Regions from separate parts of the Mus musculus genome. Here region 1 is linked to region 2. A link is a loop called in an ENCODE intact Hi-C map of the cell type or tissue named here. Cell type or tissue: gastrocnemius. All regions are shown on one strand. Each heading gives the region's core, and the rest is flanking DNA. Links, peaks and the distances in the headings are about the cores only.

The links. A loop is a pair of places that touch in the nucleus more often than their neighbours do. Peaks named below come from ENCODE experiments on the same cell type or tissue, not always from the same donor. Only the 100,000 strongest peaks of a DNase experiment are listed, where the experiment ranks them.
Region 1: a loop joins it to region 2, with 2.2 times the contacts of the local background. A loop is called at or near these places in 16 of 42 quality-filtered maps.

The regions. Positions count from the first base shown.
Region 1 is chrX:136,041,153-136,053,882 of GRCm38, forward strand. No RefSeq gene overlaps it. Among named protein-coding and RNA genes, the nearest start is that of Arxes1, 14 kb to the left of the region's middle. In gastrocnemius, for the core only: a CTCF peak has its summit at 6,576 (motif pointing right); a DNase peak (open chromatin) is centred at 6,579.
Region 2 is chrX:136,109,558-136,122,287 of GRCm38, forward strand. 5730412P04Rik (RIKEN cDNA 5730412P04 gene) reads left to right here. Exons shown (of 7, transcript NR_045424.1): 6 at 705-926; 7 at 5,654-5,863. It also overlaps a transcript of Nxf3 not described here. Among named protein-coding and RNA genes, the nearest start is that of 5730412P04Rik, 11 kb to the left of the region's middle. In gastrocnemius, for the core only: no CTCF peak of the experiment used is centred there; DNase peaks (open chromatin) are centred at 6,047, 6,305 and 6,751; H3K4me3 peaks cover 230 bases.

The DNA of each region.
Region 1 (12,730 bases), core at 3,175-11,174, 68 kb before region 2:
AGACTCAAAGAAATCTGCCAGCCTCTTGTTCCCAAGTGCTTGGATTATTGGTATCCACCACCATGGCCAGAAAAGACAGATCACTTTGGATGGTAATATTTATTTTATTTTATTTTATTTCATGTGCATGTGTGGTTTGTGTGTGTGTTTCTAGTCTGTGATAAAACAATACCCAACTTGGGCAGGAAATGGTTTGTTTCAGCTTTTAGTTCCACATCAGTCCATCACTGAGGAAAGTCAGGGAAGGAACTCAAACTGGGCAGGAACCTTGAGGCAGGAGCTGATGCAAAGATCATGGAGGAGTGTTGCTTAGTGGCTTGCTCATGGGTTAATCTGATTGCAGAATGTTCTTAATTTCAGTTTCCTCTTTCGAAATGACTCCAGCTTGTTTTGAGTTAACAGAAAACTCACAGCACAGCACAGTGCCTAAGAATATGCATACAGGAGCCCACAGAGGTCGGAAAAGGAGTTGGATCACCTGGAAGTGGAGTTAAAAACAGTTGTGAGCTGACATGTTAGTGCTGGGAACTCAAATCAAGTCCTCTACAATAGCAGCAAGTATTCATAATTGCTATGCTATCAATAGCCTTGACAAATGCATCTTTTAATTCGACTCTGCTTTTAATTGAGCTACTAAGTTCACAATAAAGTCTATTTATTGAACTCAAAAATAATTTTAAACCTTTCCCTAAAATTGCTCTAATATCCACTAAAATCCCAAAGCAATGTAAGAGTTCTGACTAACAAATTAATAAAGCAATAAAGACTTGTGATTTCACGTTTTATTCCCTTGTAGTATTCCAGTTTTACCAAATAAAAGTCCAAATAGGTTGGAAATTTGTCCAAGATTCACAGGCATTTAATCCATTGTAATCCATTGTGGCTTGAAGGCCCACACCTCAATATCTCATTACCAAATGTTTCTGCTGATATAAAATAGTTGACTGAAATAGGACTTTGATCAGCCATCTTTAGCATTCTAGTTTACAAAGAGAATTATGAGATACTCCACCAAGTATTCTGTGGCAAATATTTTTTATTGATGGGTTCTGTGCTAAAGAGTCAAAAGAAAGGTAAAAATGAGCTAATAAAGAATCCTACTTTGGCCCCAGTACAGGGGAACGCCAGGGCCAAAATGTTGGAGTGGGTGGGTAGGGGAGTGGGTGGGAGGGTATGGGGGACTTTTGGGATAGCATTGGAAATGTGAATGAGGAAAATACCTAATAAAAAGTGTATATATATATAAAGAATTCTACTTTGCTCCAATTTTGATCTTTGTTCTTACTTAGGTTTGTCATATAGTGAGGCTAATGAGTATATGTGGATGGCTGTCTATATGCAGGTGAGGGAGGCACAAGATAAGGTGAGAGCTTGTGATTGGGCAGTGGAAAAGGAAGGCAGGCTGAGAATTTTAGAGAGCAGTACAGAGAGTACAGAGAGGGAGAGGAAGGGAGACAAGATGGAACCTTTAGGAGAGGAAGCAGAGCCAGAACCACACAGTCCTGGGAGCCATAAGTACTGGGGATTTCTTAGAAAGATGATTAAATAATAAGTAGGGCACATTTGCCCCAACTAGGTGTATAGCTTGTGTTTATATCAACTGAGTTTTGAGTTCATCATGTGGGCGTTTTGTGGGTTGAGAATTTACTAATATAAATATGACTGGTAAATTACAAGCCTCTAGATTTTTTATTTTATCTGGTTACAGGGATTTGCAACAGCTAGATGGATGATCGCTGCATGGGGCTAGCCATGGAGGCAGCAAGACTGTGGGGCCAGGGAGTAGACAGTGTTATCGTGGGATGCAGCCTTTTTAAATATTTCATGCTACAAGTATATACTTATTTATGAAGCAGATTTTTTTGCTGTAGTCCATGATTTTGGTATATTATAGGACAAAATGAGGGTGTCTCTCTTTTAATAGGATTATCATCAAAATTTGGATCCATGTTGAATTTCTTTTTCTGTGATGGTACCGTCAAAAATTGATATTATTAATACTGAAAACTGTACTTAAACTGAGTATACAGCAGGTGTCCTAGCATATGTTTGTGCTAAGTCATTTTGTGCTAATGAACTTCTTTATAAAGATCCAAATTAACTCTCCTACAATGACTTATTTAATAAACAGTACACCTTAACTGGAAAAACAAAATTGATATATGAAATGATGTGAGTAAAACAGGTCTGAAAGTATATGAATACAACATTAGGAAACTACTCACAGAGAACCGAGGTGGATCATTAATCTTGCTCAATTTTTTAAGCTCCCATTGCTAAATCTGTACCCCAATTCATGAAACAGATAAAAATAAATCCAATTATGATAAAAGTTTTGGAAGGGTAAATATTTCATATTGTTGAATAACTTATAACCAGCAATTATAAAGCTTATCGAAGATAGGTGATGTATATCTATTACATGATGGATCATTTGGATATTTGTAAATAGACTTCTTTCAATTACCACCACCAGTGAAGCACCGGTATGTCCTAACAATAGTTTGTGAGTTTTATGCCTGTGTAGATGTATTGTCATGTAGGAAAGATGATTCCAACAAATAACTAGAAAACCTTTTTTGCCAAAATATTTTATTTTAATTATGTGGTGCTTTGATTGCAGCACTCACAGAGGCCAGAAAAGGCCACTTGCAGCCTAGATAGGATAGACTTTCCTACTAGCCTGCTGTGTGAACTCTGTCCCCATAGAACTTTGTTCCACTGCGGGGAATGACTTCACCTTCCCATGGGATGCTATGGGCAAAATGTCCCCTTCATCAATGCAGCTTAGCATGCTAAAGGGCATTGTGCAAACATTCCTCATTAAGCCATAAGGCCTTTTGTATCCTGAGTACATCTGGTGATAGTGATGAAATATTCCCTGTATATTTTTCAGTGTCTCTCTGTCCCTGCTTTGTTTTGAACTTTGATCTGGAATAAAAGCTTCACATACTGCCAATAAAGAACTCTGAAGAAGTACTAGCCTCGAGTCCACTGGTTCTGGTGAACATCAAATTCAACTTCTATTAATCAGTAATGGTCAGCAGCAGATCACAATAGACATCAGATTCCCCAGAGCTAGAATTATAGGCAGTTGTAAGCTGCCTGACATGGGTGCTAAGAACTGAATGTGGGATGCTAACCAAGGTTACCAAAGGCCTAGAAGGGAAACTATCACACAGTCTTGTCTTTTTTCTTCAAAATACAAACAAATCCAAACGAATCATCCATTCGAGTCAACTTGGTTTCCATGTCACCCTGTCATGAGAAATGCTGTCCATGTGTATGGTTTCCACACTAAGAACTCAGTACCAATTGTTACTTAGTTCTTCTGTCCTACTGAGTGGTTTTTTTTTTTCTTCTGTCAGACTGTATTTTCTCACCTTAAGGCACTGAATGTGTTGCTGAGATACATGGATGAATCCTGAGCCATGGTTTTAACAGCTCAGTTCTGGTGTTTTTATATTATGTGACAGTTTTGTGAGATGCCTTTGTGCATTTATGTCTTCTTTTCCATGTTTTGAAACCTGTCATGAATAAAATTTTTCATTGTGCACCTAAAACAAAACAAAACAAAAACCAAGAAAAAAGGAAAAGAAAAGAAATTATTCAATTTGGACCTACTTGCAGTTTTAGAAATTTAGTCAATTTTCATCATGGCAGGAAGTATGGTCACACACAGGCAAACATGTTGATGGAAAAGTAGCTGAGAGTTCTATATCCAGATTTTCAGGCATCAGAAAGAGAGAGAATCTCTGGGCCTGGCTTGGGCCCTCAAAGCCCATCCCTAGTGACACACTTCCTCCAACAAGGCCACACTTTCTAACCCTCTCAAATCATGTCACTCCCCAATAACCAATTATTCAACTCTATGAGCTGATGGAAGCCATTCTCATTCAAGCCATTACACTACTCAACATGAAACTGCTAACTCAGTGATGCCTAAAAAGTATATATTATGCTTCCAAGCATTTTACATTCAAGGTGGTATATGTGGTTTCAAATAATTTCTTTTATTAATTAGTTACCTTGATTGTCAACTTGAATGGACTGAGAAGCACCTATGTTGCAGGAAATATTGTTTTTTTAAAAAGCCTGCACATTCCAGTGCTTGTGCCCTGCTACTCTTAGCTCTGGTGATCTGGCCGGCCTGTTACTATCTTGTGGGGACTCTCTGGCCCGGAGCTCCCCAAACATCTCCACCCAGCTCGCTAAGTTCCCACTGGCTGGTCTCTACCACACCAGCCCCATGCTTCAAATCCCCCGTGACCTTTGTGGTGCACCTCAGGCAAATCCATGCTTTGCCAACCGTATCTTTCTCTCTTGAACCCCGACAAGCTGCTGTGTGAAGGAAAACACAACACAAGCTTAGTTCAGAAACAACATAAACTCAATCACTGAGTGCATCAACTAAAATTCTAATCTGTAAGTCTTATTAAATCTAAATCCTCCTGTGGCGAATCCTGACAGATCCACCATTGAAACCAGGAGCCACTCATAATTAAATCTTGTCCTCACGCTATCCCCGTCCAAAAAAGACCTAACTCTCTCCTGCTTCCTCTCTTCCTCCATCCAACCCAGAAGTCCCGCCTACTCACCCAGTGATTGGCTTCTTTATTCCTTAGGGGATTGGTTCACAAGAAGTCACCTGAGTACGGGACTCATTCCTTGTCTGCAACCCCTCCTAGGAAAGCAGAATTAGCATCAAATTACAAAGAGCAGCAGGCCCATCCACAACACACCTATATTTTTTGTTAATTTATTAATTCACTTTGCATTCTGCTTGCAGCTCCACCATCTCCTCCCATTCCCCCCTTACACAGTCCCTCCACCACCACTCCCCTTTTCCTCTGAGAAGGGGAAGGCCTGGGTATCATTCAACTCTGGCACATTAAGTCACTGTAGTAGGCACATCCTCTCCTACTGATTCCAGAAAACGCTGCCCAGTTAGGGGAACAGGATTCACTGGCAGGTAAGAGATTCAGGGACAGACCCAGCTCCAGTTGTTGGGGGAATCACATAAAGACTAAGCTTGCACATCTGCTACATATGTGGGGGGTGGCATTAAGTCCAGACCAGGTATACTCTTTGGTTCATGGTTCAGCCTCTGCCCCCAAGGGTTCAGTTTAGTTGATTCTTGGTCTTCTTGGGGAGTCCTTATCCCCTGAGGATTCCTTCAATCCTCCCCCCCAACTCTTGCATAAGACCCTCTGAGCTCCATCTAATGTTTGACTGTGGGTCTCTGCATTTGTTTCCATTGGCTGCTGAGTGGAGCCTTTCAGAGGACAGTTATGGTAGGATCATATCTGTAAGCATAACAAAGTTTCATTTTGGGATTGGTTCTTGCCCATGGGATGGGTCGCAATTTGGGCCAGTCATTGGTTGGTCATATCCTCCATCTTTACTCTGTCTTTGTTCCTGCACATCTTGTAGGGAAGACACAAGTTGAGTCAAAGGTTTTGTGGGTGGGTTGGTATCCTTATCCCTCCACTGGGAGTCCTGTCTGGCTATAGGAAGTAGCTACTTCAGGCTCCATATCCCCCACTGTTAGCAGTCTCATCTAGAGTCACCCCCATAGACTTCCTGCCACCACCACCCCTGTCCCAGGTCTCTGATACATCCCAGAGATGCCTCCAGTGCCCACTACCAAGTTCCATTCTCTCTTCCCTGCTCTCCCTACACCTGATCCCCCGATCCTGTTCTCTTCCCATCCCCTCTCCCACCCATTACCTTTTTCCACCCACTTCTCTTTCTTTTTTTTAAGGTTTAGTTATTATTATATCTAAGTACACTGTAGCTGTCTCCAGAAGAGGGCGTCAGATCTCATTACAGATGGTTGTGAGCCACCATGTGGTTGATGGGATTTGAACTCAGGATCTTTGCAAGGGCAGTCAGTGCTTTTAACAGCTAAGCCATCTCTCCAGCCCTCTCCATCCACTTCTAATGTCTATTTTATCTTGCTTTCTGAGAAAATTTCTATCATCCTCCCTTGGGCCGTTGTTATTTGGAGAAGCACCTAGATTTTAGCTAGACATAATTTTAAGTGTGTCCATGAGAGGATTATTTAAGAGGGAAAGACCTTCCCTGAATATAGGCAGTGTTTATATTTTTTATGGTTGGGATCAAATAGAAGAAAAGAGGAAAAAAGAGATATTCTAGCATGGGCACACATTCTTTCTCCACCCTTTTCCCAGATACCTTTCTATGGCCTGTATTATTCCACTGCACAAAACTACCAACATAGACTGAAACTTTCAAACCTTGAGGCAGAAATAACCGTCCTTTAAATTGATGCTCTACTGTATGCTACTGCAATGAAAAAGTAACACATTTTATCGTATTAATTGATTAATGGTAGCAAAGTTCTTCATCAAAAATAGTTATAAACTTTTATATATCATGTAGGTAAGGGAACACATGTGTGCATGCACACACACGCACACGCACACATATACTATCCAGTCAAACAACTAACCAAGTACCAATCCAAACAATTTTCTGCAGAACGTTACTCTGGAGCTGTGAAGACCCATAGGTATATATGTGTAACTGGCCTTGCTCTATTGCCACTAGGTGGCGCTCTTTCCTAATCCCCAAGGTTCTATATAAATCCTGGAGACATCTATTAAGTTTCTCTGCTTTTCATAACTGTGGCATTTGGTGTATCTGATTGCTAGTCTACCGTCAAAATTCTGCATTGGTTCTCATGATCAGAGGCCTGAACAGTGGGTAACTGGAATTAACACCAGCCTTGAAAGTGATAAACATATGAGTTTGTACGCAGGAGAGATTCAGTGGGGCTCTCGGAGGTATTCACAGTAATGGGGTACTAGTAATCTGATCTGAACGACAGGCTGAAAACTAGGTTTGACTCTAGATTTACTAACATAGTAAGTTTGGGGCATAGCGTAGAAACCAGCATTGTTTTTATTTTTATTTTTTGAAAAATGGGGACATTTGGAGCCAGGACCTGACTCACACTAAGGAAACACTCTAGCCTTAAACCAGCATTCCTATTTTAAAAGCATATTTAAATTAATCATAGCCATGTTTCATAACATTTCCAAACATATATACTTTGATCATATTCACCCTCTGTAACTCTCTCTTCCTCTTTGCTTTTTTTACTGTTATTTACAACACCATGGGTCAGATTTTACTTACACAAACATGGGCACTTCATTAGTTGGTACACAACTAAAGAAAAGATCTCTCTCGATCAACCATTAGCTACCTATAAATCATCATTGAAGGATGGAAAAAATTCTTTTTTTCATTAATTAATTTATTTATTCATGTTACCTACCAATTGCAGCCCCCCTCCTGGACTCTCCCCTCACCCTCTCCCCTTCTCCTCTGAGAAGGGAGAGGACCCCTGGGTACCAACCCACCCTGGCACCTCAAGTCACCGCAGGACTGGGTGCATCCTCTCCCACAGAGGCCAGGCAAAGCAGCCCAGTTAGGGGAACAACAGCTTTAAGGACAGTTCCAGATCCAAAGCTGGAATTCTTAAGTCATTTCAGTTAATGTTAGAATCAGTTAAAAAGAGTTTGCATGCAGTCCAGTAGTAGGTAGACCATGTGCTTAATAGGCCTGAGATAGTGGGTCCACTCCACCCGGACCTCAGCATAGAGAAAGGTAGAAATGAGGCAACACAATTTAGCCAAGGGCAGTGGAATATGTCTGTAGTCTCAGCTACTCAAGAGGTTGAGGCAAGAAGATTATTTGAGTCCAGAGATTTCACATGGGAAAAACAGTGAGACCCAATTTCACTAAAATTTAATTAACTCAGAGAGACTAACTTAGGATAGGTCTAAACTTATCACTTGCTGATTTGGTAACAAATATTCTTCTTAGGTTACTGCACACATTTTCCATATTTAATCAATTAATTATTAATATTTCAAATATAAGCATCATTTAATATAGAAAGGAAAGCAAAATAACTTTTATTTTGTGTGTGAATGACAAACACACATATTGTGAGATCTTGCATATTTTCATAAAAATGGTTTAAATGGCTCTTTTCTCACTTAAAATGAGGGCCAAATATTCCCTGTATAAGCAACTATTGTTCAGGAGCCTAATTACTAACAGATAGGAATGGTTCTAATGTTTAAACCTTTTTCGTTGCTCTTTTCATAAGCATTCTATTTTTGTGTCATTATATCCATTTGAAACATTTCCCACAGGGCAACAGAAGACCTAAAACAATGCACACTATGGAAATTATCACTACTTTAAAATATTTAATACTTGATGAGGCCTTTCCGATTCAAAACTTAGTATGATTCTCTTAAACAATTTCCCACCCCTATGAAGCCCTTTGACCTTGATGCATCAGAAAATATTTTTCTTCCAAGAGAACCAGACAAAAATGTGACTATAATAGTCATCCTAAATCTTAATCACGATGCAGATTATCCGTCCACCTCTCAGACTTGCAGAAACATTATACACATGCATATATAGAAGCTTCTTCTTATTTATCTTAATGAGGACATAGTCCAGTGTGCCCATTGTACTGAGAGATGGGGATTGACTGATATTTTTAAAAAGCCTTGGAAATTAATATAGTACATTCTTATGTCACAGTAAAGAATTGACTTTTCAGAATTCTAGCGTTGTCTGTGTTGAAAAACACTGGGAATTTTCTGTTGATAAAGACATTTAGGAAACCATTGACATCACACCCATTAAACTGCATAGAAGTGATTTACCCTTCAGCAAAGTTGAAGAATTGAAGACTCCCATGAGCCATTGCTACAGGGCACTACAGTGCCTGTTTTTCAACACTCCTCAACAATTAATGTGCTCTATAACATACAAACGTGCGAAACGAAAACAAAAGTCCAGAGAAGATTCTTATACCTACTAAAGTCCCCAAAAGATTGACTTCCTACCTTCTGATATCTAACATTCTATCCCTGAAGTCTTTACATTTCCTGCTTCAAAACAATATACTGGCAAGACATTCTGGACAGGAATAGAACATAGGAACGACTGAAAATGCCGTCACTGGCAACTGCCAGGTAATAAACAAGAAAAGGAAATGCCACTTAATCTGAGAAAAGGTAGATACAGATCAAATAGGGAAGAATAATTTTCTATGGGGGGGTGCCTGACCTGTCCCATGAGCCAGAAAAAAATGCAAGCCGGTGCTCTTTGTGCTTCTGATAATCTGGTGTTGTTGAAGTGTGGGGGCCACTTGGATGCAAACGTGGCTGCCGCTGAGCTTCTGAATCAGGTACACCCTACAATTTGGTTGTGGTCAAACTTAGAAGAGCATCAGGAATCCCATGCTTTTGTTGTCCGATTGTTTGTTTACAGTGCTGAGCATGGGGAAGAGAGCCAAACACAGTAGCTGAGCTGGGATGGTCTGAGAGCTGCCAGTAAGCATGCACAGTCATGCCTGTAGTTTTTGGCCCAAAATGAGTAACTGTTGCTTTTAAACTTCAGACTCAAATGCAAGATCATTTACAAATTTTACCTAAACTCTTCACAGATCTAAGTGGGAAAAAAAAAGTATATGGTTAGCTCCAGGAAGCTTCCACATGATCTATAATATAAAATCCTTAACAAAGTTCTTAATCTCTGAAAAAAAAATGAGCCTGGCAGGTTCTCAGCATGTGAGTCTATCAGCAATAGTTTTCACAAATGCCACAATTTAATCATACCCTCCTTACAGGCGCACAATTCTGCCAACATTGTAGTTTACTACTGCGAACCACCTCTGTGCATTGTTCACCACTGTTCTGTTAAAATCTCAGTTTTAAAGTTTTCATTTAAAAAAGAATAGTATATTTCATACATTATTCCAGACAGATCCAAAGTTACTGTACAGTTAAAGATTACCTTGAATCTTCGATCTTCCTGCCTTCACTTCCCAAGTGATAAGCACCACGTGTGCTACTTGCGTGCACCACCACATTATGTAGGGACGCAGAGTGAACTCCGGGATTCCTGCATGCTAGGCAAGCATTCTCCCCACTAAACTGAATCCTTACCTCAGCTCTAGGATTCTGTAGTGATAACATACAATTTAGACCAGAAAATGAGAGTATGGATAGAGGTGGCCACCATTTTTAATCGTAAGTAGAAGATGCAGGTGAGTAGCTAGACTAACAGAAGAGTAAACAACACTCACAGGCTCAACAAGAGTAAAGCACTTGGTCATTTAAGAACCAATGAAAACTAGTGTAGCTGGAGCTTAGCCATGGAGGGATGGGGTGGCTATGTTGGTTAGGTGGCTATGGTCCAGGTCTTGCAGGACCTGAAGGATATGATAAATATTTGATCTGTAATAAGTATTTGAGTTGCAATGGAGACATGTAGAGGCTATAACTGTGTGTGTGAGAGGGGGGGTATATTCTATTTCCTTGTGGAGACTGAATTTAAGAAAGGACAAGTAGAGAAACGAAGAAACCAATTCACAGATCACACCAATGGCCTAAAGGACACAAAACAGTTACAAAATATGAGCTCATGGGGTGAGAGTCAAAGTAAGAAACATATGACTCCTGGGTGGATATAACAACATCTAGAAAATAGATGGATAGATAGATAGATAGATGGCCGTGTTGTGTAAATAGGAGTCAAAAGAAGAGAGAATCTGTAGACTCAGCAAAGCTGTCATAAGAGACGATAAGGGTTGAACCTTAGTAGGTGAGTAATGCTGACTATATCCGATAGGAAGGAGATCAAGAATGGTGGACTGAATGAAGGAGGATAGCTTATGCTCTGTCATATATGCTATGAGCCTACTAAATGAATAAACAACGGCCATTGAAAACCTTTGCAAACACTGGCAAGATGTGAAGTTAAGACAACCAAAGTGCTCCCTTTCCGGGGATCTTGTGCAATGGTATTCTGTGCCAATTTTCTACCTACTGTTGGAGAAAAAAGGTCAGCCTAGCCAGCACACCTGGTGCTGGTCCTTCAAGTCTAAGAAAGAAGGTTTTGTGTGTGTGGAGAGTGACAACTGTAAATACTTTCTCATTGCTTTGTAGGTAGTCCATGGGAGCAGACACATGAATCCCATTTAGCCTGATTGAAAGCCTTATTGTAACTTGTAAGTTGAATGAACAGAACCCTCCCCGCCCCCACCCCATTTTTTATTTTTACTTCCAAGATCTGAAGGACCCCTCAACCCCTCAGATTTCTATCATATGATATTATTCTGACTTAGTTCATGTGTTCTTTTCTCTCTCCACTTCTGACTCTCCTCTCCATGAGTGTCAGCAGATTCTGAACTATTTCCTTCTCAAAGCTATTTGGTCTGTCTACTTGCTGTCATTTACTTCCTGCCCAGCGACCTCTGGGGGCCCTAACTATCTTGAGCTGTTCCAAGTTTTGAGACTACTGGTGTGGTAAACACTTACCCAATAGCAGTTTTTCCATTCTTCCTCAACAGAGCTACAACTCTCCAGATGTGTCTCTCTCACCAAACCACCTCACTACTTGTTTAAAGAGACTGAGTTTAATTATTCTGGATGTGCCAGGACCTAAAATCTACCTGGGGCCACAACTGGTTGTAAATGGACAACCATCTTCTAATGGATCAGTCATGTGGGAAAAATAGCGTTTTAATCCCATAATTGGCAAGAAAGATTTTCCCTCACTTTCTGGGAGTCAGAAATAAAAGTGAATATTGCCACAATTACCATCATCTTCAGGCAACATGTTACATGAAGGATAAACGCCCAGCCTTAGGATGAAGTTCACACCAAGCATGGAAAAATTGGCTAGAGATAAAAAGAACTTGTGCCCTTGATGACATCATTTATTTGCTAAATCTATTAGCCCTGATTACATCATGTGACGTCATAAACCCCCTTAATGTTCCAACCTGTATCAGCCAATTATTCTTTAAATACATCTAACACTGCCTTCTTCTTTATCACACCCTCTACACCAGTTCTCCCTCAGTGTCACTATCACTACAGAATCACTACTTCTCAAAGTTGCACAGTAACAGCGTGAGGAGTCACTCTGTGTTCAGGCTGTGACTTCTGATGTATAACTTCAATCCCCTTGTGAAAATATCTGTATATCTGTAAGTTGTAAGTTGTGTGGTAAATGAAGCTGAGTATGAAGCACTTCCACTATAAATGCTCAGACATTACCTGTTCTAACTGGCTATTGTAGGTCACAATTGGAATTCCAGCATTCAGGAAGCTGGGGTGGCAAGACCAACATGAGTAAGAGGCCAGTGTGTTCTAGGTAGTGAGTTCAGGGTCACCTTAAGCTGCAGAGTGAGATCTTGTAGAATGAAAACAAAAAAAAGAAGAAAGAAAAAATATTAGCTGTAAATAAATGTTGTTCCAATTTGATACTTGGAAATGTTTTTGTTCTCATTTGCATTTTCTTGATTATTGATTTATGTGGGGTAAATAACTGTATCTACCCAAATTTCCTACTTAAAACCCCAATCCCCCATATTTGCCATTAGGGACTTTTGAAAGTCATTGGTATTTGATCAGGTCATGAGAATGAGGCTCTCAAGATGTGATTACTAGGTCTGTAAAGATTAGAAAGAAGGAACATGAAATGACTTTCTCTAACTGTAAGTGTAGAACAAGAAGGGAGCCACCCGAAACCAAGAAGAAATCCTTCATCAGAACTGAACCATGATGGAACCACGCTAACCCTCAGCCTCTTGAACTATAAGCGGTTTCTGTTACTCTAATGAACCACTCAGTGGCTTGAGTCAAGCCAGTTTTCCCAGATA
Region 2 (12,730 bases), core at 2,977-10,976:
ATCATGCTTCCCACCCAGCTCTGTGCTTAGGAGAAGGTAGCACCTATGCAGTCATACACATCTATGAAGAGAAGACATCAGTACCTCCCTAGAAGGGTTGTAATGAGATGAAACGCAGACACCGATGAATCTGGAGCCAGGCTTCTCTTAAACGTTATGCCCCATTAACCACAGCCCTTTAAACAGGGTGCAGGTTACAAAGACCTTGATGAACCTTTATCTAAGCCTCACCAGGGATTACACATAATGCTAACTGTAGTTTATTGGCTTATATATGGATGTGTTTCTGAATTCTACTCGATTCTTAAAGAGATTTCTCAAGGAAATATTCATGATATGTGCTTTTTCAACTGCTGACACTGAAATCTATTCTCATCTTAAAGAGAATAAGAAATTATTGATTCTGGAGCCATTTTGAGTAGCCATGACCAGGGAATACAGACTTAGGTTACCCTAAATTCCATGTTCCATTGTGGAAACACTTTCATGAAGTTTCAGTTTTACAAAATACAGAAATTCATAAATCAACGCAATTTAAAAATATGTTTGTGGGTACATTATGGAGGTAGTTAAAGCAGAATGGGGGAAGCTTTCCTATAAGCCCAAGATACTATCTGATAACAACATCCTTGGCTTTTGGGTGGATGAGAGCTAGTGGTCTACTTAGTTAATAGATTCTAAACAATTTCTATCCATTGTTACAGGATATTAGTTCTAAAATAGAGGTAGACAAGGAATGCATGTTCCTGAGGGCTAGAACTTTTCCAAGATAAGGCAATCCTCCTAAGACTCTCAACCTGCAACATTCCAATGTCTGCACAGTACTGCAATCCTAGTCAGACAATCCGTCTCTGCAAACACAGCTTCTTCAGAAGTCTTCACACACAAACCCTGGACATTTTAAACATTTCCAAACTCCTCGAAAGGTAAGTATTTACTGAAGTCACTTGACTTGAAAAACTGCTTTCCCAACAGATGAAAGGTCTTTCCTAAGTTGTTTGGTGAATGTACAATCAAAGCTGGGTAGTGTTTATACACTTTGACAAATGGTTCCCAAAGAGCTCGCCTTGAAATTCTGCTTCCTGGCCCAGGCATAAAACTTTTTTTAAAAAACCTTATTTTTCCATGGGCACATACAGACAGTAGACACCAGATAGCTATACCCTGAAGTCTAAGGTCTTGTGGCCATCTCATTGATCCACTGCTGTCCAGTTCTAGGAACTATTTACAAGAATCCAACTTGACAGAAAATTTAATTTACAATCTTCAGTTCTCTCTGTAAAGAATAAGGCCATCATAATATTTTTAGTGTTTAGTCACTGTTTGAATTAGTATACAATTCCAGTTAGAAACAAGAATGAGTACCTTTAAAAACACAAACATAGTTTAGTGAAAACAAACAAACGAACAAAACATCGAAGTTATAAAAACACGCTTGCAGCCAGGCAGTGGTGGCACACGCCTTTAATCCCAGCACTTGGGAGGCAGAGGCAGGTGGATTTCTGAATTCAAGGCCAGCCTGGTCTACAAAGTGAGTTCCAGGAAACCAGAGCTACACAGAGAAAACCTGTCTCAAAAAAAAATGCTTGCACACATGAGCACATGCAGGTTCATACACACATACGCATGGTAGAGCATGCTAAGACCCTTCTCTGTGGAGTAAAGCAAAATATATATCCCTAAAAGAGAGCTTGTCACCAAGTTTTGAAGGGAAAAGGAGTCTGAACTTTGTCACTTCTCTTTTTCCTTTCAAAATGTGTAAGCCAACCTAGCATTACTGGGGTTGTATATTGTATACCTATCTCTATTTATACATTTCTGAGGATAAATCAATATAGGTTTGAATCAAGTAGGATTCTGCCTTCTATGAAACCATATTATTCAGGTCTACATCCATGAAATAACTGCTGGATTCTTCAAAATGGCATTCTTCTTTTTTTTTTAATCCTTTGGTGTATCAGCTTGTGATTGGGGACAAACTCTTTGCTTTCTTCCAGATAGTTAAAAATAACTGTCTTCACACACACCAAAAGAGGGCACCGGATCCCATTACAGATGGTTGTGAGCCACCAAGTGATTGCTGGAACTTGAACTCAGGACCTCTGAAAGAGCAGTCAGCATTCTTAACCACTGAACCATCTCTCATACATAGTAGTTTCCCCCCTCAAAGGGGCTAGTTCAGTATCAGTAAATAATATTCCCCTAAAGTCACATTTATAGAAAGCAAAATTGCTAACAACACAAATGTGCTTTGTTCCTACTGGCTGAGCCGAAGTCTGCCATTTGCCTGCATCTGAGATTGGTTTCTCTAATAAGTATGTTTTCTCAGGGTGCTTGGAGGCTGAGGTTGTTTGCTTTCAGTGAAAGACAAGGGAAATGAAGAAATGGTTATATAGAGGCAGTTCATGTATGGAGAACAGCCTATGAGCATCCTGGTTCTCATGGAAACTGATTTCATAATGGTTATCATGATTAGTTTCGGAAGGAGGCTGTTGTAAGCTGGAGGGAAGGACAAAGTCCTGACTGCAAGTGTTTGGGCTCATTTGTGGGTGAGGATGCTCAGCACTAGGAAGTGAACCACCTTTGGGAGTAAAGATATTTGGAGATCCTAGAGCCGAATCAGCTGGTTCCTGCTTCAATGCCAAGATATCTCATGAGGGATTTTTTCGTTATTCACGCCACTCAAGTTGTGGGGGAAAGCTTTCCCTGCCATGGCCTCCCTTTGTAAATGTTATATATTTTGTAAACTTTGTAAACCATTAAGTCAGGCAAGTGGTCAGGTCCAGCACCTAAGGAGCTCCGGCAACAAGGCTCCTCCCCAAGACCACCTCTCATAGTAGTTGTTTCCAGCTGCTGTAACAATTTACACACTTTATCGCCAGCTCCTCAATAGAACCCACCCCAGATTCTGCCAGTTTTACCAGAAAAGTCTGAACAAATGCCACCAATCCCTGAGCAGGAAAACCCTCCAATCCCTGATCAGGAAAGCCCACCAATCCCTGAACAAGAACACTCACCAATCCCTGAACTCCCACAAACTCAGGACTTGAAATCCTACCAATCCTCACCCTGGAAATCTCTGCCCTAAAAGCCCCGCCCCCTAAGAAACCTTATATAAAGACTGTGTCTGCGCTTCCTAGCTGTTGGTTCCCCCTTAGGAACATATGTAGCTTCTTCTGGACGTTTCCAGAAGCAATGAAGAAGTGAAAGGACGTGAAGACCTGGAGCTCTTCAGTTAAGCTGGGGATACTGCCCTACCCCATGCAAGCTGTAATGCTGAAAGAGTTGCGCTGATGGTTCTGGGATCCTCTGCTCAACTGGGGCACAGAACTGTAACACTGAAGAGACTGGGCTGATGGTCCGGAGGTCTAAAGCTTAGCTGGGGATACCCAGCCCCCTGGAGATGCAAAGTCTCTGAAGAGGCTTCCTTGGAGATTTATGGCTCATGGGCTCTCACATCTATGAATGTCCTTCCGTAGGGACTCTGTCCTACCTCAGAGCTGTGCTGTCCTGAGCTCTAGTGTCTCAGGATGCCCTTCCATTGGGATACTTTTTCTCCCATCAGCTGTGTAAATCCCTGGGCTGTCCTGGAGCTCACTCCACAGACCAAGCTGGCCTCAAACTCAGATCTACTTGCCTGATGGAAAACATCCAGTACAAATTACCTGCAAGCGATATGTCTGAGGCTATGCCTCAGGAGCAAGGGTGGAAAGATTGGATTATACCTTCTCATCAAATCACCCTTATTGACTTCAAAACTGCTGGCATGGGGCGGGGCGTGGTGGCGCATGCCTTTAATCCCAGCACTCGGGAGACAGAGGCAGGCAGATTTCTGAGTTCGAGGCCAGCCTGGTCTACAAAGTGAGTTCCAGGACAGCCAGGGCTACACAGAAAAAAAACCTGTCTCAGAAAAAACAAAAACAAACAAAACAAAACAAACAACAACAACAACAACAAAAAACTGCTGGCATAAGGATAAGCAAGGTGCCAGTTTGACCTTATCTTTTAGCTCAGCCAGGGTAGCAAGGGAGAGCCCAACAGCTTCCAGTTCAAGAATCAAGTTGTTCCACGTGCAAAGGACTTAGCTTAGAGTAAAATGACAACCAGGACGTTGTAGAGAAAGCCTGCCTCAACAAAAGGTCAGTGCTGTGACTATAACAAATGTAAACCTCTCTCGTTTTGGGTAATGCATATGCTAATTTTTTACTTAATTCTGCACTACATTCATACATATAACATTGCTGTAACCTATAATCAGAATTTGTCAGTACACAAGAAAAACTATTGATAAAACTGAATTAAATATTATCTGTATCATGTGAAAACAGAATCCATTTGGGAGTGTGCTTAGACTCTCTTGCCACTTTCCTAATTTAGTAAGGAGTCCTAGGAATTAGGATTCCTACAGGAAATGTCACATCAGGAATGAAAATGGACCATCTCAACACCCTGATACCTAACATCGGAAAGACCTACTTCCCAACTGTGCTAACACAATGCCATAGCTCTACCTACAGGGATGTGTTCCCAAATTTTAATATTTTCTGTAAATTGTAATATTGCTACCGGCAAGGTGTAGATAGATTTGAGAGTTTCTCTCTACCCACTTTTGGCCAAAACTGTGAATTTAGTTTCATATTCATGTATCAATGTTTTGTTTCTTGCTAATGCAAAGAAACAAAGGGGAAGGAAGAAAGTTTTCAGAGCCAGTCTAGAAGCTACACTCGGCAACTGGAAAGAGAAATAGTTTACTCATGTTTGTTTCTTGTAGAGCTTCCCACTATTCTGAGACTGGTCTCAGAGCCAGTGGTTGTTTACATGTTCCGGGCACTTGTTAGGACACTAAATTCGAAGCTCAACCCCAATAACTAAAAAATGCAGCTATATAGATTCAACTCAGTTCTACTTTAACAAGCCCTCCAGATGATTGGGAGGGGTGCCCAGAGAAATCAGAAGACTACTGACTTGGGTTACCTGCTATACTACTGTCTCTGGGATTATCAAAGCAACAGGTTGAATGATTCCAAAGTGTTCAATTTGCTTAGTGGTGCTGGAGTGATGGCTTCAGAACACTCAGATTTAATTCCCATCATCGACATGACATGGCACCTCATTACCATCTGCAACTCCATTCCCAGGAGACCCGACGCCCTCTTTTGGCTACTATGTGCGCTGCATGGATTTATTATGCTGATTATTGTATATTGTATATGCAGGCAAAACACCTGCACACTTTAAAATTTTTAACGAAGAAAAAGTTGTGTTTTTTTAAATGTTTACTTAGGTTTTCTGATAGGTGTCAGATTTCCTGCTGTGAATTATGTTGGCTAGAAAAAAACAAAGAATTGGTACAGGTACCTATCAAATACTCAAGCCAGAGAAACACTTGCATGCTGCATTGCTGTTCAAAACAGAGGTTACATACAGGTTTTCACTGGCAAGGAGTAAAACTGATTCTCAGAAATAGGTTCTGGATTTTCTATACAAACTAACCGTTTGGATCTTATGTACTATTTGCCTTCCCAAATAGATGCTGCAGCTGGAACTAAAACAGGAAGGAAACGGGGTTTTGCCTTTGCTTCCTCCTAAAAAGATGTTAAAGGCTCACATCAGGGAGGGCTGGTCGCTGACTTCTTTTTTTTTTTTTTTTCAGTGTGGTATCTCTAAGTAGACCTGTCAACACCCCTGTTACAGGATTAATGGCAACAGGAAGGATGTAAAGGATACATTTATAAAGTCATTTTCTACACCCGGTCCTCTAATGCAATCCTCAGAACACAGCAGGGGTGGCAGTTATCTTCAGTACTATTCAGTTATCCCACCAGAACTTGAATTTAAAACTAGCAACCCAAATAAATCCACCAAAAAAAAAAAAAAAAAAAGACTTGGAGCCAGTCGTGTATGAGTGCCATGGCAACACGTTTTTTTCTGGTATCTTATTACTCTCCAATCACAGGCCTTGTCTCCTAGCGCCCGCCCCACACCTGCCCCTGAAAGACCGAAAGACCACCAATCCAGCTCACAACACACTGGAAGCAGCGACAAAAACCACCCCCTTTCCGGGACGTCATCAATGGTCGTCTGCAGTTTAGTCCTGCTTCTATAGACCCCCAAGTGGTCCCTACTCTTTTTGGATCCCTATCTTCATGCCACTGGTAGCTGCCCTCCTCCGCTTTTTTTCCCCCCTCTGGCTTTTTGCCAGAAAAACGCGCTGTGATTTCCCTGCTGACCCTCTCCCCTTAAGCCGACTGGCGCTGCCCCTGTAGCCTACAGCCTCTGGCAACAGCGCTGGAGGCAGTAGCCGCACCAGCTCCATCCCAGAGGCCTCTGCGAAGGTCGCAGCCAACGAGAATCTCGCAGCATCCTTCCGGGGCCACACCGGACACAGTAACATAACGCAGAGTGCCCAGCCTGCTCCAACCTCCAACTACGGTTTGACATGGGGAATTGTTGAGCAGGCCAACTCATTCTTGAAGCTGGGCATCTTTTATGTTAAAACACATAAAATGCTTGACCTTCTCGTTTGTCATTTGTTCGAGGATGACTCACAAGGTTATCAATCATTCTGAAGTGGGAACCAATTTTTTTGTGCGGATAGTTTATCGTGGCTCATTTAAGCTGCTGCACCAATCCCGACCTTTAGTCTGCCGTTTCTGATGTGTTTGCCTTGAATCTGTAACTCTTTCTGTTCTGCATTTGGCGTTTAGTGCCAAACTCCCACTGCATGCCTGGCATACAGGACCCTTCTAGAAAGTTGGAATCTCCATTCACCCTTATTCTGATTGTGTGTTACAGGTTCTGGGTCTTATGCGGGATTTGAACTCAGGTCCTCACACTTGGGCAGCGAGTGCTTTCCTCGCTAGCTCAGCCTTGTTAAGACAATGGCATCTTGTACATGAATGAGATTGAAATTTCCTGGCTTCCTTTTGCAAAGAGTGAACATATTAGCAGTACCTACCACTAGTGTACTCCTGAGAAGAGAATCATTTTATAGCACAAAGTTAAAATTAAAAATCACATTTCTTGAAGTTGACCGTATTGTCTTCTCGCCTAAGTTACTTTGGCCAATAAACAGCAGGTTATAAATGTTACTAGCAAGGGCTTTGCTCCAGACAATAAGGTCCCGCTTTCCCCCCTTGTTATTTCATCCAATAACATTCTTTTCCTAGCTGCCTCATTGAAAGTGCAGTCTCTGATGGTCATTCACCGTGCAGATTTACCAATCTGGTTCCTCTGTTTTATTTTAAGAACTTGAAGGGAAAAACCATTTTCTGTTACAATAGTGGATCTGCATCCGAGGTGTCTACTGAAATATCGGTTCTCATTTCCAAGGGTAATGAATTCGACCAGAGGCATAAAGTTAGAAGTCGAAATGGAGATTATTTATTAAAAAAAAAGAAAGAGACAAGAATCTGTAATCTGCTTGTAAAGACCCCAAAAGTGCTGGTCTGTGAGGCCATGCGACCTTTTATGGGATATTTACACAGCTCCCTCCTATCTATATGGAAAGCTAACCTTTTTCGCACATGCTCTGTTGGTTAAATGAAGCTCAGAAGGGCTTTCTTTTGTGTGCTAATCTTGAGGTCGCTTTCTCCAAATCTATTTTCCTGACACACTATGATTAACCTAAAAGTAAACCAAAGGGGTACAAAATACTTTATTAGATTAGGCTTCTAGGATTTGTTTCTGCCACCAATTTTCATGAATGGCAAAACTAGTTGATGCTATCTCTTTTTTTTTTCCTTTTGGTATTGGGAGTTGAACCTAGATCCTTGTGCTTGCTACATAAGTGTTCTACCACTGAGCTATGACTCCCTCAACCCCTTTTTGTGTATACATTGAGACAGCATTTTATTGCTTTCCCATGTTTACCTCAAACTTGTGGTCATATTACCTTATTCTCCCAAGTTAGTAGAATCACAGATGTGTGTCATCATGTCTGGTGATGTCCTGCCTTTTTTTTTTTTACTTTCTTTTATGATTTTATTTTAGTTCAATTTATTTTTGCTGAAAGCTGGTATTGATCCTCCTACTCATGGCTCCTGTGTTCTATGTCTCGTTCTTAACAGGACAATATCCACTGGATCCAGTTAGGACTCCTTGAGATGTCTGTATGTCACTCACTGCATTTTTCTGTAGACTAATGTGTGCTTCGAAATGATAGATGGAAGTGCTCTAAATGTCCCAGGCCAGTATTTCAGTCAGTGGGTTGATGATCTGAGTCTTCATTTACCAGTGTATGGTTCTTGTTTTCAAAGTGAGCTGTCACTCAGCTACTCCTGGGCTCTTTTCAGCTGTAGGAGACTGTGCTGTTCTCTGTCAGTGGATTCTTAAAAAATAGACCTCCTATGCTTTTGGAAGGAGTCAATCCTTTCCCATTACTACCCCCTCAACCTTCCCATAGCTGTTCCTTCTTACAGTTTATTAGAACTGACTTATCTGAGTTAAGATCTCAGTGGTCATTTATTTTGCATGAATATCCCCTTCCCCTCAAGGCTCTCCTACCTACTAGGGGGTGGCTCTTGAGGAAGGAAGAGGGTCAGGGTCTGGGGTTCTTTGTGGAATACTTTCTGGAAGAAATGAGGTCTGCAGTGTATCTTCCAACACTCTAAGCTGAAGAAGTGGTCAGTGAATAAAATGTATGATGTCAATAACAAATGAAACTTATGCTTACTCTTTCACACACAAAGAAAATGTTAAAACAGATTTGCTCTCATGTGGCTGAAATGCTAGGAGACTGTCAGCTTATTGGGAAGCTCTGAGATGAGCGGGACTTTGATGTGAGAAATGGGTGGACATTGTGGTCCAAAGTCAAATGAGCCAATTATAACAGTGGTGACCAGCAATAAAGGTGGCATATTTTCCCTCTTCAGAGCTATCTGGAATCCCTATGAGAATGACACAGTTATATCTGTTTGCTTAGGATACTGGCTCCTGACATTGTGACCACAGACAGAAATATAGCTTTCCTCACACAGGCAGGTTGAGGGTGGTAATGGGAGAAAGTTGATTCCTTTAAATGTTACATATGGTTTCTTTTTAAGAGTCCACCGACAGGACAGGGCAGTCTCCTACAACTGAGAGGAGGACAGGAGTCACAGCAAGCTAGGCAGCAGGTGGCTTTTAAAGAAAGAACCACACAATGAATACCTGGACCATCAACTCACTGACTGAGACGTTAGCCTGGGACCCTTTTCCCCTAGGTTTTCAGGAGCTGAAACTGTAAGACCCCTGAAGCTGAGCCTCCACTCAAGTCCCTGAATGAGCTGGCCAGCACTCCAATAACATGAGAAAACCACACCTGATGCAAACTACAAGAGGTTTTATTATCAGCTAGCTGAGGACAAAGTCCCTCTGCTGTGCAGGGCAGGGGAGTTCGACCCTGAGCGGTAACAGTAGGGGGCTTTGAACAGCTAGCTGAGGAATTGGGAGGAGTTGGGAGGAGAGTTGGCTACAGCTCCTTTCTGGCGAGGGGGGGAGTGAGCTGCAGCCTCCTCTCTGGCGTCTATCTCCATGTCCTTGTAGGTCTTGCTACAAAACAGCATCTCTGGCTGTAAGGCACAGAAACAAAAAGGTTTTTTTGCTGGCTATAGAGAACAAAGAGCTTCTTTCTGGCTGCATTTTTAGAGATCAGGGAAAACAAGCTTGGGGGCTGTCCAAGGGCTTTACCTTCTAGGGAGAAACACTCTAAGTCAGGGTCTCACAAAACTAGAAGCTAGGCCTGTGGGATCCCACTCATGTGTCCTCCTCATGAATTACAGCAAGCCACACCTGGAAGAGAGACAGGCTTCCTTCTCACCATCTTGGGGGAAAGTTTCTTGTTCAGTAAAGAAAATGAAATTGATTCCATTCTTTTATAAGGTAATCATAAAGAATGGAACTCTGTGTGTGGATCATAAACCCTTTGTAAAAAGCAGCCCCTTTATTGGACGAGGTCTTGGGTTACTCACAAAATGGAGGAATCAGTGAATAGTTTCAGTGAATAGAAAGAGTTTTTTTTCTTCTTCTTCAGAACAGATAATGCTGGTCACACAGGGTTAGGAGCATTAGTAGAAAAAGGAGATGGGATGCTTGTGGGGGTGTTTTGGAGATAAGAAGTCATCAATTTTTCCAAAACCATTAGCATTACTTGAGGCCACTTTTTCTTCCAGGGACAGTTTTTGGTTGTCAACTTCTGTTGCTATGCAAGAGCTTGATTCTGAGTTCAAAGCATGATTTGGGAAAAAATAGCCTGTGTAGCTATGCCCTGCAGATGCAGTGGGGGTAATTGGTGGGGTGTAGGAGCAGGGGTGGGGATCATGGCATCATCGTGGAATGCTTTCTGTGAAAGATTTCTGCAGTGCAATCATATCTAACAGTATAAAGGAGGGGACAGAGTAGATAAAGCAGATGGTTAATGAACAAAATATGTGATGTCAATACCAAATGGATCTTAGAAAATCAAAATCAAAAAGAATGTTTTTAAAGATTGGCTCTATTGTTCTATTTTATAAATTATTCCACAGAATATTACATGCTTTCTTATTTAACAAATTAGAAGCTTAATTGTTAAGAAATGAGAACAAAAATTATAATCACACTTGGAGAAGTGACTAGTGAGGACTCAAGTATGTATAGTAAAAGGAAGCTAGCAATGTGGCTTAATGTTTTCAATAGGAGTTTCTGGAATTTCCATTGTAGCAGCAATCCCTCTGTATCCATCACTTTTAGAATCTCTTAAATCCAAAGAATTCCCAACTTGACTCTAAGATATAGAGAACTGAACCTTGCAAGTATTTGTATATGTATATTTGAGATGTAGAAACCATGACACATACAATATTATAGTGATACATGCACACATATAGACATATATATCTTTTGTGTCTAAGCAGTTGGTGTACCTCTGTGGTTTTGATGATAAAAGCAAGTGCTTTGCCACTGACTTACATACATAGTTTTAAACATTTATTCTATTTATTTTCCCAGTGAGAAACATGGTTTGTACATATTGGAAAATAATAAATGTATGTAGCATCTTTTTATCAATGTATGTATAAATTAATTTCATTTTCTTCTCTTCTCTTTCTTTCTTTCTTTCTTTTTTGAGACAGGGCCTCACTCTGTGGCTACGACTGGCCTCAAACTTGTGTTCCTTGTTCCTCCTACTTTAGTCTCCCAAGCACGCACACACACACACACACACACACACACACACACACACACACACACGTATATTAACATATGCATATAAAATCAGGAAAAGGAATTATTACTATATGGAAACAAAATAAGGTGATATGGATATTCTTAAATAGATCTAAAATTTTTTGTGATGGCACATGAAGTGCTGTCAGGGTTTTACTGCCATGAAGAGACACCATGACCAAGGCAACTCTTATTAAATAAAACATTTAATTTGGACTTGCTTACAGTTTCAGAGGTTCAGTTCATTATCGTCATGGTGGGAAGCATGACAGTGTATAGGAAGACATGGTGATGGAGGAAATGAAAATTCAACATCTTGATCCAAAAGCAACAGGAAACTGAGAGAGTAGGCCTAGCTTGAACATAGCAGACCTCATACTCTGCCCCCACAATAATACACTTCCTCCAACAAGGCCAAATCTCATATTAGTGCCACTCCTTATGGGCCAAGTATTCAAACACATGAATTTATGAGGGCCAAACCTATTCAAACCATGACATCTACTCTGACAAAATTTCCTATACACATTACATTATTATACCCCTCATCCACTTTATCTTGGATAGACATGAATTTGTATATTTTGATGAACATTTCATCATTTTGTCTTTCTTTTTTTTTTTTAAAGATTTATTTATTGTATGTAAGTACACTGTAGCTGTCTTCAGATGCACCAGAAGAGGGCATGAGATCTCATTACGGGTGGTTGTGAGCCACCATGTGGTTGCTGGGATTTGAATTTCGGACCTTCAGAAGAGCAGTCGGGTGCTCTTACCCACTGAGCCATCTCACCAGCCCCCATTTTGTCTTTCTAACTGGAAATATGTACAGGTGACTTCCGAGTTTAACTAGGTTTACATTATAAGTAAAAACATACAATATTTGCCTTATAATGCCTGCCAGCTTCATCTATGTTATCAAATAGCAAAACTTTCCTTTATGGCTGAGTTTTTCTTTGAACATAGGCAATAACCCATCCATTTGTATGCCAACAGGCTTTAGATTATTCACATATTAACTGTTATGAATAATGTTTTGATAAACACTGTTGCTGTTATACCCTTTTAGTTTGTGACCAAAAGAGGAATTTGGATAGCTGGACCACAAGGTAGCTCTAGTTTAAATGCCAGAGGGACTACTGCATCATTCTGCCTAATGTCTATCAATCTACATTTCCACCAACAGTATATAAGGGATTTGTTTTTCCACATCCTTGCCAAAATGTGATATCTCTTATATCTTGATACTGACTATCTAGCAGTTATAAGGTGGTATCTGGGGTTTATTATACTTTAATTTCTTCAGTGCTTAATGGTGCTGTATCTTTTTACATTTTTACCCTTGTATGTGCTTGTTGGCCATGTGTACATCCTCTCTGGAAAAATGTCTGGTGCGCAAAGCTTTGGGTTAGGTAATGTCATCAACTAGAATGAATGTTCTAAAATAGATGAGAATGGTAAAATACTTCAACTTCATCTCGGAACATTTGATTCAACTTAACATCAACCAGAAAGACTAGTTAGAATGTTGGTCATGGTCCCT